Regions from separate parts of the Homo sapiens genome. Here region 1 is linked to region 2. Evidence: read pairs that join two places in POLR2A ChIA-PET (ENCODE). Cell type or tissue: OCI-LY7. All regions are shown on one strand. Links, peaks and the distances in the headings refer to the core of each region. The heading gives the core; the rest is flanking DNA.

Evidence for each region. ChIA-PET counts read pairs that join two places held together with the same protein. Peaks named below come from ENCODE experiments on the same cell type or tissue, not always from the same donor. Only the 100,000 strongest peaks of a DNase experiment are listed, where the experiment ranks them.
Region 1: POLR2A ChIA-PET joins it to region 2 with 5 read pairs; 2 of 35 experiments call an interaction of 5 or more read pairs at or near these places.

What each region holds. Positions count from the first base shown.
Region 1 is chr20:21,592,861-21,603,315 of GRCh38, forward strand. The region is part of intron 1 of LINC01727 (long intergenic non-protein coding RNA 1727); the gene reads left to right. Among named protein-coding and RNA genes, the nearest start is that of LINC01727, 28 kb to the left of the region's middle. In OCI-LY7, for the core only: no CTCF peak of the experiment used is centred there; a DNase peak (open chromatin) is centred at 6,351; H3K27ac peaks cover 2,109 bases.
Region 2 is chr20:21,473,588-21,484,042 of GRCh38, forward strand. No RefSeq gene overlaps it. Among named protein-coding and RNA genes, the nearest start is that of NKX2-2, 35 kb to the right of the region's middle. In OCI-LY7, for the core only: no CTCF peak of the experiment used is centred there; no DNase peak of the experiment used is centred there.

The sequences.
Region 1 (10,455 bases), core at 1,378-9,377, 120 kb after region 2:
TCTCATTTCATGTCTTTTAATAACATTTTATAATTTTCCTCATGAAAGTTGTGTGCATCTTTTGTTAAATTTATTCCTGGGCGTCTTGTAGTGTTTTGCTATGATAAAGAGATTTTTTCTTTTCTGATTCCAAGAATTGGTCATTACTGGTGTAAAAGAACATTACTAATTTTTAGTGTGTCTTGCATATGAAAATCTTCTTGAACTCTTTTATTAATTCTAACAGTCTGCACATCTTCTAGAATTTTTTATGTAGATAATTATATTGTCTGCAAAATAATCACAATGTTGACCCATTGTTTAACATTCTTACACCTTTAACTTCTTTTCCTCATCTCATTGCATTGACTAAGACCTCCAAGAAAATGCTGAATTCTCGCAAGGACAGAGGGACACTTTCATTTTGCAAGCAAAGAGACAAAGACTTGGGCCTGTCCAAGGTCATTCAGCGAATTAGAACAGAGTCAAGGCTAGATTCTAAGGTTTACAAACTTCTTTTTCCTTTATTCCTTCTTGCTGCTTTTGTTTTTGGTTAATTTAGTTAACATAAAAACAATTTGCTGTCAGACCCTTTTCATTTTAAACGTATTAAAGCCTGAAAAGAAAGTTACTTACAGTCTTTTATTGCCTGCGGAGTATAATGCATCAGCACACTAATATTGACACGAAACCTCTGTTATTCTTTCATTACAAAAGCATGTCAACTCTTTAATATCTACTAGCCTGCAAGTATGTTTCCCCTTGGGAAATGCCTGCAGTAGTGTCTTCCTGTTAGTGAGAGATATTAAGAGGATCTGAGTCTTATAATAGCAATAGCTATGTTTGATGGATCACTTAAAATGAAGCAGGTACTGTGATAGATACTTTACAAGTATGCCCTCACTATGTCTTTATAACAATACTCTAAGGTGTATATTATTATCCGTGTTTTACAGATGAGGAAACTGAGCTTCAGGGTATTAGGTAATTTGCCCAAGGCCTCTTGTTTCTAAGTTTGCTGAGCCTGGACTCAGACCTGGGTTGGACACCAAAGTAAATGGCCTACTTGCTATAGATTTTGGTTGCCGTTAGGTGTACAGACGTAAAATTAATATGGGAAGAATTCAAATTCAGTTTGATGGGTCTAGGAATTAATTCTTTTCACTGCTTTAGCTTAAGCAAATGAAGTTATCTCCTAGCATTACTTCCACATAAATACATACAAACTAGTAATAGATTTGATTTAGTAAATGCCTCCAATATGCTGGGCACATCATGCATATTATCTCTTATCTGCATAACAAATTTGAATGGAAAGCCTTGTTAGTACCACTTTAGGGATCAAGAGACTGGGGTTCATAGAGATTTAGTAACAGGTAAGAAGGAGCACAGCTAGGTTGCACACTGCTTTTTGCACCACGTCAGGCCCACCAGTTGGCTTGTGAGCCCAAAGCTGTGTTTTGGTCACACTAGATTCACAGTTGAAAGAATATAGTCCAGCAGCTGCATTTTAAAGAATCATTTCCATCATTATGCAGTATGTGGAACCCAAGAGAGGCTTCTATAAACATGAGTACATGTTCCCAGACAAAGGAGATAATATCGATGACAAACAGCCATTATCTAGAACATCTGTTAGGCTGTTTCTCCTGGTTTTAAATAACGCACGGCATGCTCTAATTCAGGTGTACTCTGAAAACCCAGCAGCTTCTCCTGTGATTTCTGTGATCTCTGGGTATGATGAATGAGAATATCTGTTGATCATGGAGTACACCACTTAATCAAGCACTTTGGCTGCAGATCAAATTTTCTATATTTTTAACTATAATTATAGCTATAACCAACACTACTTATCTTGCTTTATAATTTACACAGTGATTCCACATTCAGTGTCTCATAAGCATTTAATCCCCAAAATGGCTCTGCTCGGCAGTCATTAATATTGTCCTCACAATAGTGTTTTTGAGATTGCCCACATGTATCAACAAAGAGAGACATCCAAGAGATATTGTTCTTTGAGAAGAATGGATTTTTACAATATGGTTTAATGTGGTACCATTTTAGTTTAATTGCATTCAGAAGGGAACATATATTAAGCAGTTAGTTGATATCTCTGGGGGTAAGAGTTTCAGAAAAGCTTCTTCATTCTATTTTACATATGCCTGAATTCCTTTTATTAGTTTTTAAATTTAAATTTTATAAATGCAGATGGTTTCTTTAAATATATATTTTACACAAATACAAAGTCATACAGGGATATTGTTTAAAAAATCATACAGTCCCATAAGGCCGGTAATAAGAGAGATATTCTACCTTGTCACCTCCCTCACCCCCACCAGTATTAGAAGGTAACAACTCTGAACTCTTATAGAGCACTGTTTTAGGGATTGGAGACTGGGGTTCATAGAGATTTAGTAACAGCTAATGAAGAGCAGAGCCAGGTTTGATATTTATTACTCCATCTTAAATTGAGTGGTTTTACTGTTATTTGTTATTGATTAGTTTTAGATATTATATATTGACTTCCTGCTGTGGAAGATGAGGATTCAGACCCCTTCCGTACCTTCCTTCCATCCCTCATCATTCCACTGTGGTCATATCGTTAGTCAATGTGAGATATGCACATTATTATGACTCTAGGTCAATACCACTTGCAGCCAAGCCACACCATGTGCTGTGTAGACTTATATTTCTATTCATGTACAACTTCTCCTCCAAAGTTGGTAATAGTCTCTTTTTAAAAAACTTTTGCTTGTTATTAAAAGAAAATCACTCATTCATTTTCAAGCTTTCTGCTGGGATCCTGTTTCTTCTCAAGATGATGCAGGGCAGGGAAGGTCCAAAATTGAGACTTAGCATGAGAGGGTTCTTTGCTTCACCCAGGGAAGAATTCAAGGTCAGTGGTGAGAGAAAGCAACTTTTAACAAGCAGTGCCTGGCTCATAGGCAGTGTGCCCAGCATCAGCAGTGTACGCTGGCAACTGTATTTATACCACTTTGAATCACATGCTAATTAAGAGGTGGGTTATTGAGAAGTTTCTGGAAAAGAGGCGGGAAGTTTCAGGAACCATTTAAGTTAACTTCCAGGCTGTTGCCATGGCTTGTTGCCATGGCGTTTACAAGCTGCCATGGCACTAGTGGAAGTGTCTTCATGGTAATGAGCAGTTAGGCCAACTGGAGGTTGCTTTCATTGCTGTCTGCTGGTTTTGGGTGGCTTCTTCCCTGCATCCTGTTCTGACTAGATCCTGCTTCCATCAGCGGGGTTGTGACTCAAAAATAAGTCCTGCCAGTCTCCTGCCTCAAGGACATTCAAGTATTTTGGGAGCAGTTTCATCATCTTGATGACACCCCTCCTAGATGTCCCCGTCCTCTTGTCCCAAGATTGCAGGCCTCTCTCCTGACCTGCTCGGCCACCCTAGAAGCTCCCTGAACTGCCATCTGGTTCTTTCTGCTTTTCTTTTGGGATGGATCTCACCTCAAAAGAATGTGCTCTGGATCTCACATCTTTCTTTCTTGATTTACTGCCTCCACCCCTGCAATTTCCTTGCCTCTTTTCAATTTCCGCTCCTTTAAATCATTTTAGAAGGGTTTGAGGAAGAAATAGTGATCAATACTTGCATTCGGTCTCCAGGTTTAACCTGAAGTTCCCCATATTTTAAGACCAGAAAAAAAAATAAAGATTTTTTTCCATTTGGGTAGAAAAACCTATATTTTCAAATTCCACTACTTGAATTATTCTGTGCCTTTTCTTCATTGTGTGGGTGTACCATTCACCAGCAACTTGTAAAATCCATGTAGGGAAGCACCTCTCAAGTTGCTTTCTGCAAAAGTGTACCCAAAAGAGACACAAAAGTTTGGCCTCAAAAGTTTGAAAATGTCTTTATTTTATCCTTGTGCTTGTCGACATCTTGCTGAATACAGAATTTCAGGTTGGAAACACTTTTTTCTAGCTTTGGTGGTGTTGTTGAGAAGTCCAACAACAAAGGATTCTTAATCCTTTGTATACACAATTTTATTTTCTTTATGGAAATGTTTAGAGCCTTCTCTTTGTTTCCAATACTCTAAAATTCCCAAATAATAAGCCTTGGTATAAATCTATTTTCACCTATTTTGAAGAATATTTGATATGGGATTGCAACCTGGAGACTCATGTCTTTCAGTTCTGGTAAACCTTATTGAGTTAATTTATTTACTTTAAAAAAGAATATTCTCCTCTCTGTGTTTACATTCTTGAACTTTCATTGCTGGTTATGGACCCTCCTGGACTGATCTTCTAATTTTAAAGGTATTTTAAAATTTAAATTCTAACTCTTTTATTTTTTTTTAGAAGAGCTATACTTCCCAAACTTCTTCTGAGTTTTTTTCTACTATCATATTTTTAATTATTTTTTTTAAGAGACAGAGGCTTGCTATGCTACCCAGGCTGGAGTGCAGTGGCTATTCACAGGTGGGATCACATAGGGCACTGCAGCCTTGAAATCCTGGACTCAAGTGGTCCTCCTGGCTCAGTCTCCTCAGTAGCTGGGACTACAGGCAAGTACCACCATGCCCAGCATATTTTTAAATTCTTAAGAGCTCATTTTTTGTTCTCTGATCGTTCCCTTTCTACATAATGTTGTTTTAGATTCATTGATATAATAGCTTCATTTGATTTCTCTGAAAATATTAAAGATACTTTTTTGGTATAATTTTTGTCTTTCTACATGGGCTCTGTTTCCTCTAATTTACTTTGATCTGTTTTTTTCTTAGGGGGGATCTACTTCATGCTAGAGCTTTTCTTACATGTCTGGGGATCCTTAGCTGTCTGCTGAAATTTAAAAGTGGAGCATTGAAAAGTAGATTGGAAATGTTGAGCATATAGTTAAGGCTTATCACTTATGGGTTCCACTGTGTGGTAATCTTTTCGGGTCATCATAGGAGAACTCTTGATGTCAGGATCTAGGTCCTTTCTCTTGTGTTGGTCAAATTTCCCAGAGAATAAGCTTCTCATTTCCTTTTGGGCAGTATATTTATTGGCCAGTGAGTCTGGGGGTAAATAGGTTTGAGGGTTCCAATATTCAGTATGGAAATTCCATAAAATGAACTATTTGTAGTATGGACACCTGTCCTCCCATGTGCCTGGTATCCCCCAGGCCAGAAACGTTCTACTTTATTTCCAAGAGAGTCAAGCTCAGTCTTCTAACACAGTGAGGGACATGCAGCTCTCTGGAAGTGTATCTTCCTCCATAGGTTTGCATCCAATTCCCCTATGTTCAATTCAGGCCCAGCTGGGCTCCCATTCTGTAGAGTAGGTACCTCCAGAATTGTAGACTTCATGGGTTCTGAGGTTTTGCTTCTGGGCACTCCCATGACCAGGTTAGAATTATCTTTCTCAGGTGTGCATAAGTCAGGAAGTCTATTATTTGTTGCAACTCCTTCATCAGCTCTCTACCACCTCCCCAAATTTTGTTGCTGCAATCGACTTTCCCATTCTCCTTGTCTCTTTTTAATCCCTCCTGCCCCACCCCACCTCACTTTAAATCATTTTAGAAGGGTTTGAGGAAGGAGCACTGATAAGTGCTTTTGTTCAACCTTCCAGGGTTAACTGGAAGTTCCCTATGTTTTATGACCAGAAAAAAGAAAAAAATATATATTTTGCATTTGGGTAGAGCAAACTATTGTCAAAATTCTACTACTTTAATCATTGTGTGACTTGTCTTTATTGTATAGGTGCACCATTCACTAAGTATTGCTGAAATCCAAGTGGGGAGTGAGTTTTAGTTTGCTGTAATAAGAAACAAAACCACTCAGTTTTTCTCTTTCTTTCTTTCTTTTTCTTTCCTTTCTTTCTTTTTCTTTCTTTCTTTCTTTCTTTCTTTCTTTCTTTCTTTCTTTCTTTCTTTCTTTCTCTCTTTCTCTCTTTCTCTCTTTCTCTCTTTCTTTCTTTTTCTTTTCTCTTTCTTTCTTTCTTTCCTTCTTTCTTTCTTTTTTTTTTTTTTTTTTAAAGAAACAGGGTTTTTCTTTGTTGCCCAGGCTTGTCTTTCACTCCTGGGCTCAGGTGATCCTCCTGCTGTTACCAAAACACTAGTTTATTCTAGGTGCTGGTGCTTGCTGCACAGAAAGCCAATTACTGAGACAACAAGTATTGCCAAGGAAGAAGGCTTTAATTGGGTGCTGCAGCCAAGGAAATCTTAGTCTCAAATCTGTCTCGCTGACCAACTACAATTGGGGCATTTATATCATAGGGTAGGAATGTAACTAAGTGTAGGAAACAGGAATTATGGAGGGGTAAGGAAGAGGAGTTGGTCTACAGGAAGCAGGTGGTCAGTTAGGCAATCATGATGAGTGAGGGGTCTGGTGTCTCATTGTCTAGATGCAGTGATCTGGTGAGTTTCAGTTCCTTGATACCATCTGGGAGGTCTGACAGTTGGTATTCTGAGGAAGGAACTCAGATAAGACAAATGCATTTCAAGCTTTAAGACCAAGACAGTATATTTCTATGTTTATCCAAAAAAAAAAAAAAAAACCCAGTGAACATCAATTCTATGGGACAATTGGGCTAGTTTCCCCACCTCAGCCTCCTGAGTAGCTGGGACTACAGGTGTGAGCCACCATGCCTAGCTTAGCTCAGTATTTTTCAAATGATTTCCTTAATTCATTAGTAGGCTGTGAAATCAGTTCATTGGATTATGGGCATTTTTGATTTTTTAACTAATGAAATTGAACAGACTAGAACAAAATGGAGTAAAATAGAAAATATGAGGGTTGTTGTATATGGTAAGTGTAGGAATTATTTTATAAAATTGTTTTATATTGATATTAAAAGCATATGTATATTACATTGTGATATAATTCTCATTTCTTATTCAGAGTATGTCCAACAACATTTGAAGGTCATGCTTTTGCTAAAAGTTATTGAACTTAGCTAGAGAATTTTTGATGTTTGCCTTTCCAACCAGTTGAATCAAATTCAATTTAGTGGTTGTAGGACATGCCCTAATCTGAGGGCTTTTGGAAAATTTTCTCAGTGGGTTGATGAAGAAGGTAAATGGTTCTTGGTCACTAGGCATTTTTGTTTGTCCACATAAACCTTTCACTTTTCTATCCTAGCTCAATCCCAAACTTTAATGTGAGTGATAACAAACAGCTCATCTCTTCGGACCACTATTATTTTGTGTCTCTGACTAGAAGTCCAATGTCAACCTAACTGATACAGATGGGTACTAGCTGAAATTATCAGAATGGTGGTCACTCTAAGAGTTCTACTGAATGTTAAGTAATACTAAGTACATGAGATTTAATATTTCCAAATATTTAAGATCACCTATTAGGCTATGCATCACTCTTCACTTTTGTTATCTCATCTAATCATGAAACAGACTTAGAGAGTTATTAACAAGGAGCTATTCTTAGCTCCCATTTTATATAAAAGGCAACTGAGAACCAAAGACATGTGGAGAATTGACTCAAAATCACAAAGCTAAGTGACAGAGTTGGCTCTAATTCCATCGCTCCAAGTCAGAAGTTGTAGCTGTTTTGTGGAAGATGGCATAAAATAGCATTTAAGGAGGAAGGATTGGGGGCCACAGAGAACTTAGGTTAAGTCTGTCACATGATAGTGCTTTGATCAGAGGCAAGTAACAAAAGTTCTTTGTCTCTTCATTGGTAAAGGGAAGGCTAACACTATCTGCCTTACAGGGATGCCATGAGAATTAAATGGAATAATGCCTCTGAGGAAGATTGTGTTTTCTAAAAATGGCCACAACAATATTTTCAATCCCCATGGTTGCCTTACAATGTGATTTTGATACTCTTCTCATCAAGAGATGAGCTCTGTGTTCCACTATCTTAAATCTGAACTCACGTGTATGGTGGAAATGGCACTATGTGACATCTACGGCTAGGTCATAAAAGGTGATGCAGTTCTTACCTGGTCCTCTTGTCCTGTTTGTTTTTGAAACCAGCCACCATATTGTGAGGAAGCCCAAGCAGCTCATGGAGAGGCCCACATAGAAAGAAACTGAGAGGCCAGGCACGGTGGCTTATGCCTGTAATCCCAGCACTTTGGGAGGCTGAGGCGGGCGGATCATACGGTCAGGAGTTCGAGACCAGCCTGGCCAACATGGCAAAACCCTGTCTCTACTAAAAATACAAAAATGTGGTGAGCACCTGTAATCCTAGCTACTCAGGAGGCTGAGGCAGGAGAATCATTTGAACTCAGGAGGCGGAGGTTGCAGTGAGCTGAGATTGTGCCATTGCACTCCAGCCTGGTTGACAAGAGCAAGACTCTGTCTCAAAAAAAAAAAAAAAAAAAAAAAGAAAGAAAGAAAGAAACTGAGAATCCTGGCCTCCCACCCTGCTTGAGCGCTCAAGCAGCACCAACTTACCAGCCACATATCTGAAGAATCCTGGAAATGAACTCCTAGACTCCATTTGAGCTTCCCCAGTTGACACCAGATGAAGCAAAGATGATGTTCCCCACTGGTCCAGGCTGACATGCCAGATTCATAAACTAAATAAATGATGTTTTTAAAAAGCCACCAAATTTTTGAGTGGTTTATCTATGCAACAGTAGATATATGGGAACAGATGTGCAGCACAGCATCTGCTGTTTAGTAGTACTTGATGAAAGCTCACAGTGATTATTATTACTAATATTATTCTTATTGTTTAAACTGCATTATTTCCTCCTGACCACTGATGAAGATATTTGGAAACTGGACCAAAAAAGTCAGGAGACAGAAATCTTTTTGGAGATTTCTCTACAGAGCCTTAATGAAAAATGTAGGATTCTGACTCATGACTACAGTTTAGTGCCCATGGAATTATAAAAACAGAAAGAGTTCCATGTCCCTGTCTTATCAATTCCTCATCTTTAGATTAGCAAACATCCAAACTACTCAAACGTGGTATTTTCTCCTGCTATCAGAGCTTTTAGAGGGGAGGGGCTGCAACTTATTCTTCTAGGGGCAGGGAAGCCCGTAAAAATCTCCCATGACTCCATGGGGAAGCTGAAGGAAGTTTGAACTGAATTGTTGGTCCAGTGAAGTACCCTGGACCAATGCAGGGGAACCATGAACACCACCGAGATGATGATGAAGGTGGCATGGACTGCATCATGGGGATTCTGAGGACAGAGATAATCAGACTTCAGGGTTCTATTCACCGTTTCTCCTGTGAATGACGCAACCTCTGGCTGGGGTTCCTTTCACAATAAACATCAATAAGCTCGTAGACAGCTATTTTGTCTTTCTTTTTCTGGGCTGGTTATGCAAACTCAACTTTCTTCATTGCTCTTTGCCAAATCTCCTCTACTGTTTTTTCCACACACACTTGAAAGTGAGAAGACTAAATCTAGACACAATTAGAGTTCAACCAAGCCTGCTTAAAACAAAAGGGCTGATCCCTGACCCCCACATTTCATACATGTGCAAGTGCTCCTAAGGGCACCATTCTCACATGCTACCTTTATAACTTTTATTGAGCTTAGGGTTCACTATAACTCCCAGATTTTCTCTATCTCCTGATATCTGTGCTCTTTTTTCTTCCTCCCAATTGTTACTGCTTGGCATAATGTAGCCAATCCCAATTAATACACTTGGCTGACAGGGCCCTCCATGATTCTTACCGCTTTTCTGGCTTAATCTTACCATTCTCCCGCTTGTTCATTATATTCTTGATATATTGGCCTTCATTCAGTTTTTTAGTCCAGCTAGCTCTTTTTCTTTTTATTGTTCAATGTGCCTGGCATTCAGTAATCTGTAGCAAATGCAGTCAGTGCCCCATTCATATCCCCTCAGCATTCACTATCAAGGGCTTCCTCCTAAGCATATATGACGTCTCCACCTGAGGCTTCCTGGGGCTTGGGAAGAAAGCTCTACTGTGGGTAGGGAGGGCTGGAGGTGGGGATTGGGTGGAGTGGGGTGGGGGGAGAAGGAAAGCGTTGATCCACTGGAAGCAGCTCTCAACCATGGTGGATGGGAATTTGTGAATCAACAATCCACCTTCATGTTCTACACCGTCTCCCCAAATTCCCAAGCTGGAAGGGCTGCGCCTCCATTGCTCATAGCACTAACTTGCTCATTGGCGCTCTTCCCTGCCTTATTTCCTCACTCCCCTACCCATGTTTATTGAAGTAATCTCTCAAATAACTACATACACTCCAATCCTTTTCTCAGATCGAAGACATAGGGGTTTATTGTATGTTTGTGGTTATTATTAACAGCAGAATGGCTATGGTAAAACAAAATGTCTCAACCAGGCACCTCACAAGGTGCAACCAGCTTCAGTTCATAGAGGGTGTTTTGCAGTTGAAATACCTGGTTATACTCCAATAGGATTCACATTCATTCATTCAGCCATTCAGCAAATATTGATTGAGTGCTTACTCTTAGCCAGAGGTAGGGATTTCAGCATCAGAAGTGGCTGCAAGTGGTTGCAAATCTGAGTTAGAATTACTGTTGGGAAAACAGAAAGGTAGCCCTAATTCCAGGGAAAT
Region 2 (10,455 bases), core at 1,211-9,210:
ATCGTTTGAGCCCAAGAGGTCGAGGCTGCAGTGAGCTATGAGCGTGCCACTACCCTCCGGCCTAGGTGTCAGAGCAACCCTGCCCACAAAAAGTTTTGAAAAGGTGATATAAGTAGATGGCAAAGTTTCTTTCAAATGATAGGAAAATAATGAAAATTAAGCCTTCCTCATACACTGTTTATCTTTAATCCCTCAATTCATTTGAGGTAAGTGGGTTGTCTTGCTCTTTGTGATACAAATTATCCAAAAATGTATTGAAATATTGAATAATTCTTTTCATTGTTTGGTTTTTAAGATTTTGTGAGTACTAACATAAAGACCTAGAGATTATTTTCTCAATACTGTTAACAAGTTGATTGCCTCAATTATTTGCCTGGCTTCAACTATACAGACTGACTTTAAGTGCAAAACAATAATGAGCATCTTTAATAACAATGACCATCTTTTCTCAATATGGACAGCCACAAACAGTGTTTAAAAATATATCTAACTCATTATTCATGTACAAAAATGTGTATTGTGGAGGAAATGATTATAAATTCTTCATGTATATTGACTTCTGTGGAAGACTCCTGTTTGCCTAGCACAATCTCTTCTTTCCTTCTTCCTGTAATATTAATAGAAGCTTAGTTTTATTTAGGACAAACATATTATCCACTAAAAGGCCACATTTTCCAGTGTCCCAGCTAGGTGACTAGGCCATGTGACTAGGTTTTGGCCAATGAGTTTAAAGCAGAAGTGTTATATGGTATTTCTTGAAGAGTGGAGGCACATCTTTATTCCTTACTTCTCCAGCTACTTTGGAATGTGGATGTGGGCAGCTAGGCCTCCAACTGCCTGCTATCTTGGGTCATGAGAAAAAGGGTCATTCTAGAGATGGTAGAACAGACGACTTCAGAGAGCCAGGTTTCTGATGACTTTGCAGAGCTGCCTTGCCAGTCCTGAACTGTATGCCTCGACATTTATTTTGCAAGAAAGAAAAATAATTTCTATCTTATATAAGCGTATTATTCAGGGTTCTCCAGAGAAACAGACCAATAGGAAATGCACACACACACACATTTCCTATTGGTTATAGGATATATACATTTGTCCCTTAGTATCCATAGGAGATTGGTTCCTGGACCTCCCGTGGGTAACAAAATATGTAGATGCTCAAGTGCCTGATATAAAACGGCATAACATTTGCATGTAACCTATGTATATCCTATTTACCTCTTCCCATCTAACTTTTTTTTTTTTTTTTGAGATGCTGTTGTCCAGACCGGAGTGCAGTGGCGTAATCTCAGCTCACTGCAACCTCCGTCTCCCGAGTTCAAGCGATTCTTTTGCCTTAGCCCCCCAAGTAGCTGGGACTACAGGCATGCACCACCACACCTGGCTAATTTTTGTATTTTTAGTAGAGATGGGATTTCACTATATTGGCCAGGCGGTCTTGAACTCCTGACCTCAGGTGATCTGCCCCCCTTGGCCTCCCAGAGTGCTGGGATTACAGGCTTGAGCCACCGTGTCTGGCCCCTTCCCCATATACTTTAAATCATCTTTAGATTACTTATAATACCTAATAAAATGTAAATGTTATGTAAATAATTGCTAACTGTATTGTTCAGGGCATAATGACAAGGAAAAAATGTCTGTACATGTTCAGTAGAGATGCAGTTTTGTTTGCAAAGTTTTTAATCTGAAGTTGAAGCTACAGATGCCAAGGGCTGACTATATACAAATACACATACATCTATATATAAAGAGAGAGAGGGAGAGAGAGAGAGAGAGAGAGAGAGAGAAAGAGAGATGATAGAAATTGGTTCATGATTATGGAGGCTAAGAAGTGATTTAGCCTCATGATTTGTCATCTTCAAGCTGGAGAATCAGGAAAGCTGGTAGATAATTCAATTCGAGTCCAGAGGTGTAAGTCCTAGTCCATGTCTGATGACCTGAGAACTGGGAATGCCAATGTTGGAGAGCAGGAGAAAATGGATGTTCCAGCTCAAATAGAAGCAAATTCACCCTTCTCCATATTTTTGTTCTATTCAGTCCTTCGACAAATATGATGATGCTCACCCATACTGGTGAGAGGAATTTTCCTTACTCAGCCTATGAATTGAAATGTTAATCTTTTCCAGAAACACCCTCACAGACATGCCCAGCCCAGAAATAATGTTTTGCCAGCTATCTGGGCATCCCTTATCCCAGTCAAGTTGACACATACAATTAAGCATCACAAAATGCTACTGTCATTTAGGGTTTTCTGTCATTCCCAGACAAACCTAATCCTTATTGCTATGCTTTCATATTGCTTCTGAGCTTCCGAAGCAACAGCAGCAGCAGCAGCGACAAATCATCTCATGGCACCTATTTCAGTCCCTGGCAAATGTGGGCTTGGAGAAGCATAAGAGAGCACTATTAGTACAGAGTCAGTGTTGCTTACATTCAGTGACACTGAGTATGAATTTCAAATGGTGGTATAGGAAATGAATGAACCAATTCTGTTTTCTTTCTGACCACTTGATAAATGATGTCCCTGTTTTGGCCCTGCTATTACCTTTGGAGGTATTTATGAGGCCCAGTGCCTTTATAATAGCCTATCAGTCTCCTGTTTTCAAATTAGTCCATTTTTTGCACCTCAGTGCTTATTTAGGACATGGACTGCTGGATCTGCCTTTCCTAGGAGCCCCAGGAGCTGAGAGATAACATATTCCTGGGTTTGGTTCTTTCTTTCTCTCTCTCTCATCCTCTCTTTCTCCCTCCATTCCTCCCTCCATCCTTCCCTAACTTTTTTCTTTTCTCTTTCTTTCATCTCCCCTCCCTCCCTCCCTTCCTTCCTTCTTCCTTCCTCTGACATACAGTGCATAATTTTAAGTGTATAGCTCCACAAACTATATATATCTACAAACATTCACATATGTAAACACCCATGTATAACCACCATTCCATTCCAGACAAGCTACATTTCCTGTCTGGCATGGAATGGAACCTTACCCTAGAAGCGTCTCTCAGGTTCCTTCCCAGTTCATAAAGACTTCCACCAGAGTTAATGACTATTCTGACTTTTATCCTCATAGATTACTCTTTGCCTGTTTCTAAGCTTTATATAAATAGAACCATACAATGTGTGTTCTTTTATGTCTGGCTTTTTTCATTCAACATAATGATTTTGAGATTAATCCATGTTGTTCCTTATATCAAAAAATTAAAGAGAAGAAAAATCAGTGAATTGGAAGCTAAAAGGATTTCACTCTGATGTGGAACAGAGATAGAAAGAGACTTTAAAATCATTTCATATGTGAAACACCTCTGTATGAAAGATTAGTTGAGATATAGATGATAGACTAAATGACTCCAACAGTCATCTAACAGGGAATAGAGAAGTGAATGGAGGTCATGGAAGATGAACAACGTTTAGAGGGGTGATAGCTTAAAATTTTCCAGAATTTGAGAGAAGCCACCTGTCTTGAAGTCAAAAGGGTACTTTCAACTCCAGAAAGGATACATAAAAATAAATCATCTAGACCTATCATAATGAGGTCACGGAAGAGCAAGGATGAAGCAACAATCCGAAAGTGCACTGAGGTTCTGACTCCAGAGTGATAGAGACATTTTAGATCTTCATTAGGAGGGGGTTACATAGATGTAGATATTTATCAAAACATATCCAATTATATACTTAAGAGCTATGCATTTCACTGGATACAATTTTATCTTACTTTATAAAGGGTATTGAGGGCAGAGTTGAGGGAATCCCCTGCTTTCCACTCAGAACTGTGGCTAAACTGAGCAGAGTTCTCATTGCTACAATAAATGTCAAGGACAGTAGAGCAAGATCTTCAAGATGTTGAGGGAAAAATAACTATTTACCTATCTTTCAAGAATGAAGGCAAAATAAAAATATTTTTAGTCATACAAATATTATTTTCAGATTCTCTCTAAAATAACATTTTTTTAAGGATACACTTGAGTAAATTTTTTAAAAACATACCAGCTGGACGTGGTGGCTCACGTCTGTAATCCCAGCACTTTGGGGCGCTGAGGTGGGCAGATCACGAGGTCAGTAGTTCAAGACCAGCCTGGCCAATATGGCGAAACCCCGTCTCTACTAAAAATACAGAAATTAGCCAGGCACGGTGGCACACGCCTGTAGTCCCAGCTACTCGGTAGGCTGCAGCAGAAGAATCACTTGAACCCAGGAGGCAGAGGTTGCAGTGTGCTGAGACTGTGCCACTGCACTCCAGCCTGGGTGACAGAGCGAGACTCCATCTAAAAAAAAAAAAAAAAAAAAAAGAAAGATATCACAGGAGATTATGGGCTATCAGAAACAAAAGTGACTATGTCAATTGGTAAAATTAATTATTTATTGACTGCAAAACTAAAAAAAGAGAAGCCTCTTTTGGGGTGTAAGAAAGGTAAAACTCGGGCTGGGCACGGTGGCTCAAGCCTGTAATCTCAGCACTTTGGGAGGCCGAGACGGGCGGATCACAAGGTCAGGAGATTGAGACCATCCTGGCTAACATGGTGAAACCCCGTCTCTACTAAAAATACAAAAAATTAGCTGGGCGTGGTGGCGGGCGCCTGTAGTCCCAGCTGCTCGGGAGGCTGAGGCAGGAGAATGGCGTGAACCTGGGAGGTGGAGCTTGCAGTGAGCCGAGATCGCGCCACTGCACTCCAGCCTGGGAGACAGAGCAAGACTCTTGTCTCAAACAAACAAAAAAAAAAAAAAAAAAAAAAAAAAAAGGTAAAACTCAAATTCTAAACAATAACAATATGAGGAAGGGAGTGTTGAGTAGTATTCAATGGATAAAGTATGCTAAAGTCATCGTGGTCTGTAGGAAATGAGACATATTGAATAATTGTTGGAAAAAAACGGACAGATAATTGTGCATGTTAATATCTGAAAGGCTACCATTAAAAGAATAAAGCTTTTGACCAGGTGTGGTGGCTCATGCCTGTAATCCCAGCACTTTGGGAGGCCAAGGCAGGTGGATCACTTGAGGTCAGGAGTTCAAGACCAGCCTGGCCAACACAGTGAAACCCTGTTTCTACTAAAAAAATACAAAAATTAGCTGGTCGTGGTGGTGCACGCCTGTAATCCCAGCTACTCGGGAGGCTGAGGCACAAGAATCCTTTGAACCCGGGAGATGGAGGCTGCAGTGAGCTGAGATCACGCCACTGCACTCCAGCCTGGGTGACAGAACGAGACTCTGTCTCAAAATAAATGAATAAATAAATAAATAAAGAGAAAAATAAAATAAATAAATAAAATAAAATAAATAAATAAATAAAAACACACTCGGCTCACTGCAAGCTCCGCCTCCCGGGTTCATGCCATTCTCCTGCCTCAGCCTACTGAGTAGCTGGGACTACAGGCGCCTGCCACTACGCTTGGCTAATTTTTTGTATTTTTAGTAGAGACGGGGTTTAGTAGCCAGGATGGTCTCGATTTCCTGACCTCGTGATCCAATTGCCTCGGCCTCCCAAAGTGCTGGGATTACAGGCATGAACCACCACGCCTGGCCTGCCATATACTTATTATATCTGTCCTTTCTGTGTGTGAATATTAAACTTTTAAAAAGTTAAGAGAGAAATAAATAAGCACCTCTTTGTTCTCTGTCTTCACCCTTCAAGGACCGTCCTCCCCTTTAATACTGGTAATAATGTACGAAATCCCATCTTCAGCAGAAAGTCCTTATCTTTCATCAGTTCCTTTTATATTGTATTCCTAGGAATTCCCAAGAATGCTGTCAAGTTCTACAAATGCATCTTGGTGGACTTGATGCTGCTTGCATGGGACTTCAACATCCTTCCCCTCTGACTATCTCATCACTGTTTCGCCATATGCAGCAATTCTGCTAGGGATACTTTGTCTCAAAGGATGGACCTAAAGCAATGCATTTCTTTCCCAAAGAAACACAACTAACTCAAAATGCTTGCAAATATTTCCGAAGGAGAGAAAAGGAAGATTTGAATGGAATATTTGATACTACTATTCCTCTGGTCTATTGGACTATGTTCCTCACACAGGATTTTCTCCTGGGGCTAACGCTGATGACGCACACATTTCATCCTCTGAAATGGGGATCCCTTTCACTTTATCTTTCCTCTTTGTGTCTAGGGTACCAAGTCTCAGGAAACAGAAGACCATATTGATTTGGTCTGTTAGACTTAGTGCAGGAGTGCAAATCAGTGGCTTCCCACAAATTTTATTTCACAGTATTATTCATCTTCTCTGTTATTATGTAGCTTAACGAATTACCCCAAATTTCATTGGCTCACAAAAGCAAATATTTGTTTTTCTTGCCCCATATCTGTGAGTCAGCTGCAATGGCCCTGCTATAGGTTATGGGTATTTGTTCTTCATTCTGTGACCTGCGATGGAGGATCAATCGTTACCCTGGACACACTCTTTCTTTCTTTTTTTTTTTTTATACTTTAAGTTCTAGGGTACATGTGCACAACGTGCAGGTTTGTTACATATGTATACATGTGACCTGTTGGTGTGCTGCACCTGTTAACTCGTCATTTACATTAGGTATATCTCCTAATGCTATCCCTTCCCCCTCCCCCCACCCCACCACAGGCCCCAGTGTGTGATGTTCGCCACCCTGTGTCCAAGGGTTCTCATTGTTCAATTCCCACCTATGAGTGAGAACATGCAGTGTTTGGTTTTCTGTCCTTGTGATAGTTTGCTGAGAATGATGGTTTCTAGCTTCATCCATGTCCCTACAAAGGACATGAACTCATCCTTTTTTATGGCTGCGTAGTATTCCATGGTGTATATGTGCCACATTTTGTTAATCCAGTCTATCATTGATGGACATTTGGGTTGGTTCCAAGTCTTTGCTATTGTGAATAGTGCTGCAATAAACATATGTGTGCATGTGTCTTTATAGCAGCATGATTTATAATCTTCTGGGTATATGCCCAGTAATGGGATGGCTGGGTCAAATGGTATTTCTAGTTCTAGATCCTTAAGGAATTGCCACACTGTCTTCCACAATGGTTGAACTAGTTTACAGTCCCACCAACAATGTAAAAGTGTTCCTATTTCTCCACATCCTCTCCAGCACCTGTTATTTCCTGACTTTTTAATGATCGCCATTCTAACTGGTGTGAGATGGTATCTCATTGTGGTTTTGATTTGCATTTCTCTGATGGCCAGTGATGATGAACATTTTTTCATGTGTCTGTTGGCTGCATAAATGTCTTCTTTTGAGAAGTGTCTGTTTATATCTTTGCCCACTTTTTGATGGGATTGTTTGATTTTTTTCTTGTAAATTTGTTTAAGTTCTTTGTAGGTTCTTTCTGGATATTAGCCCTTTGTCAGATGAGTAGATTGTAAAAATTTTCTCCCATGCTGTAGGTTGCCTGTTCACTCTGATGGTAGTTTCTTTTGCTGTGCAGAAGCTCTTTAGTTTAATTAGATCCCATTTGTCAATTTTGGCTTTTGTTGCCATTGCTTTTGGTGTTTTAGTCATGAAGTCCTTGCCCATGCCTATGGCCTGAATTGTATTGCCTAGGTTTTCTTCTAGGGTTTTTATGGTTTTAGGTCTAACAGTTAAGTCTTTAATCCATCTTGAATTAATTTTTGTATAAGGTGTAAGGAAGGGATCCAGTTTCAGCTTTCTAAGTATGGCTAGCCAGTTTTCCCAGCACCATTTATTAAATAGGGAATCCTTTCCCCATTTGTTGTTTTTGTCAGGTCTGTCAAAGATCAGATGGATGTAGATGTGTGGTATTATTTCTGAGAGCTCTACTCTGTTCCATTGGTCTATATCTCTGTTTTGGTACCAGTACCATGCTGTTTTGGTTACTGTAGCCTTGTAGTATAGTTTGAAGTCAGGTAGCGTGATGCCTCCAGCTTTGTTCTTTTGGCTTAGGATTGTCTTGGCAATGCGGGCTCTTTTTTGGTTCCACATGAACTTTAAAGTAGTTTTTTCCAATTCTGTGAAGAAAGTCATTGGTAGCTTGATGGGGATGGCATTGAATCTATAAATTACCTTGGGCAGTATGGCCATTTTCACAATATTGATTCTTCCTATCCATGAGCATGGAATGTTCTTCCATTTGTTTGTGTCCTCTTTTATTTCGTTGAGCAGTGGTTTGTAGTTCTCCTTGAAGAGGTCCTTCACATCCCTTGTAAGTTGGACTCCTAGGTATTTTATTCTCTTTGAAACAATTGTATATGGGAGTTCACTCATGATTTGGCTCTCTGTCCGTTATTGGTGTAAAGGAATGCTTGTAATTTTTGCACATTGATTTTGTACCCTGAGACTTTGCTGAAATTTCTTATCAGCTTAAGGAGATTTTGGGCTGAGACGATGGGATTTTCTAAATACACAATCATGTCATCTGCAAACAGGGACAATTTCACTTCCTCTTTTCCTAATGGAATACACTTTATTTCTTTCTCTTGCCTGATTGCCCTGGCCAGAAGTTCCAACACTATGTTGAATACAAGTGGTGAAAGAGGGCATCTCTGTCTTGTGCCAGTTTTCAAGGGGAATGCTTCCAGTTTTTGCTGATTCAGTATGATATTGGCTGTGGGTTTGTCATAAATAGCTCTTATTATTTTGAGATACGTCCCATCAATACCTAGTTTATTGAGAGTTTTTAGCATGAAGGCCTGTTGAATTTTGTTGAAGGCCTTTCTGCATCTATTGAGATAATCACGTGGTTTTTGTCTTTGGTTCTGTTTATATGCTGGATTACGTTTATTGATTTGTGTATGTTGAACCAGCCTTGCATCCCAGGGATGAAGCCAACTTGATCATGGTGGATAAGCTTCTTGATGTTCTGCTGGATTCTGTTTGCCAGTATTTTATTGAGGATTTTTGCATCAATGTTCATCAGGGATATTGGTCTAAAATTCTCTTTTTTGGTTGTGTCTCTGCCAGGCTTTGGTATCAGGATGATGTTGGCCTCATAAAATGAGTTAGGGAGGATTCCCTCTTTTTCTATTGATTGGAATAGTTTCAGAAGGAATGGTGCCAGGTCCTCTTTGTACCTCTGGTAGAATTTGGCTGTGAATCCATCTGGTCCTGGACTTTTTTTGGGTGGTAGACTATTAATTATTGCCTCAATTTCAGAACCTGTTATTGGTCTATTCAGAGATTCAACTTCTTCCTGGTTTAGTCTTGGGAGGGTGTATGTGTCCAGGAATTTATCCATTTCTTCTAGATTTTCTAGTTTATTTGCATAGAGGTGTTTATAGTATTCTCTGATGGTAGGTAGTATTTCTGTGGCATCAGTGGTGATATCCCCTTTATCATTTTTTATTGTGTCTATTTGATTCTTCTCTCTTTTCTTCTTTATTAGTCTTGCTAGCGGTCTATCAATTTTGTTGATCTTTTCAAAAAACCAGCTCCTGGATTCATTGATTTTTTGAAGGGTTTTTTATGTCTCTGTCTCCTTCAGTTCTGCTCTGATCTTAGTTATTTCTTTCCTTCTGCTAGCTTTTGAATGTGTTTGCTCTTGCTTCTCTAGTTCTTTTAATTGTGATGTTAGGGTGTCAATTTTAGATCTTTCCTGCTTTCTCTTGTGGGCATTTAGTGCTATAAATTTCCCTCACACACTGCTTTAAATGTGTCCCAGAGATTCTGGTATGTTGTGTCTTTGTTCTTATTGGTTTCAAAGAAGATCTTTATTTCTGCCTTCATTTCGTTATGTACCCAGTAGTCATTCAGGAGCAGGTTGTTCAGTTTCCATGTAGTTGAGCGGTTTTGAGTGAGTTTCTTAATCCTGAGTTCTAGTTTGATTGCACTGTGGTCTGAGAGACAGTTTGTTACAATTCCTGTTCTATTACATTTGCTGAGGAGTGCTTTACTTGCAACTATGTGGTCAATTTTTGAATAAGTGTGATGTGGTGCTGAGAAGAATGTATATTCTGTTGATTTGGGGTGGAAAGTTCTGTAGATGTCTATTAGGAAGGCTTGGTGCAGAGCTGAGTTCAATTCCTGGATATCCTTGTTAACTTTCTGTCTCGATCTGTCTAATGTTGACAGTGGGGTGTTAATGGACACACTGTCTTATGGCAATGGGTAAGAGTTCAGAAGTACTGGCAGAAATTCCAATTTTTTTTTAAATGTCTGCTTGGACATTTAAAATGTTTGTCACTTCTGCTTATATCCCATTGGCAAAAGCAAGTCATATAGCCAAGACTAACATCAATGAAAAAGGGAAGAGACTTGTCCTATTGGGAAAGAGGGGAGAGTGAATATTTGTTGAACAGTAGTACAATCTAACACATACGCCCTATATTGTACTCTGCAGTGTTACCTAATGTGGAGCCAAAGATACAGAAACATAAGAATCATTCCACTTTGGGAAGTATAGTAGACTGAGAACTTCCTGAGGGATCCTTCTACTGTGGAACAATTAGACCTTTGCTGGACTTAAGTATGTAAGGAAAATCTCCAATGGGGGTGGGGAGGAGTAGCAAAAATATAAGTAAGCCGAAACCAG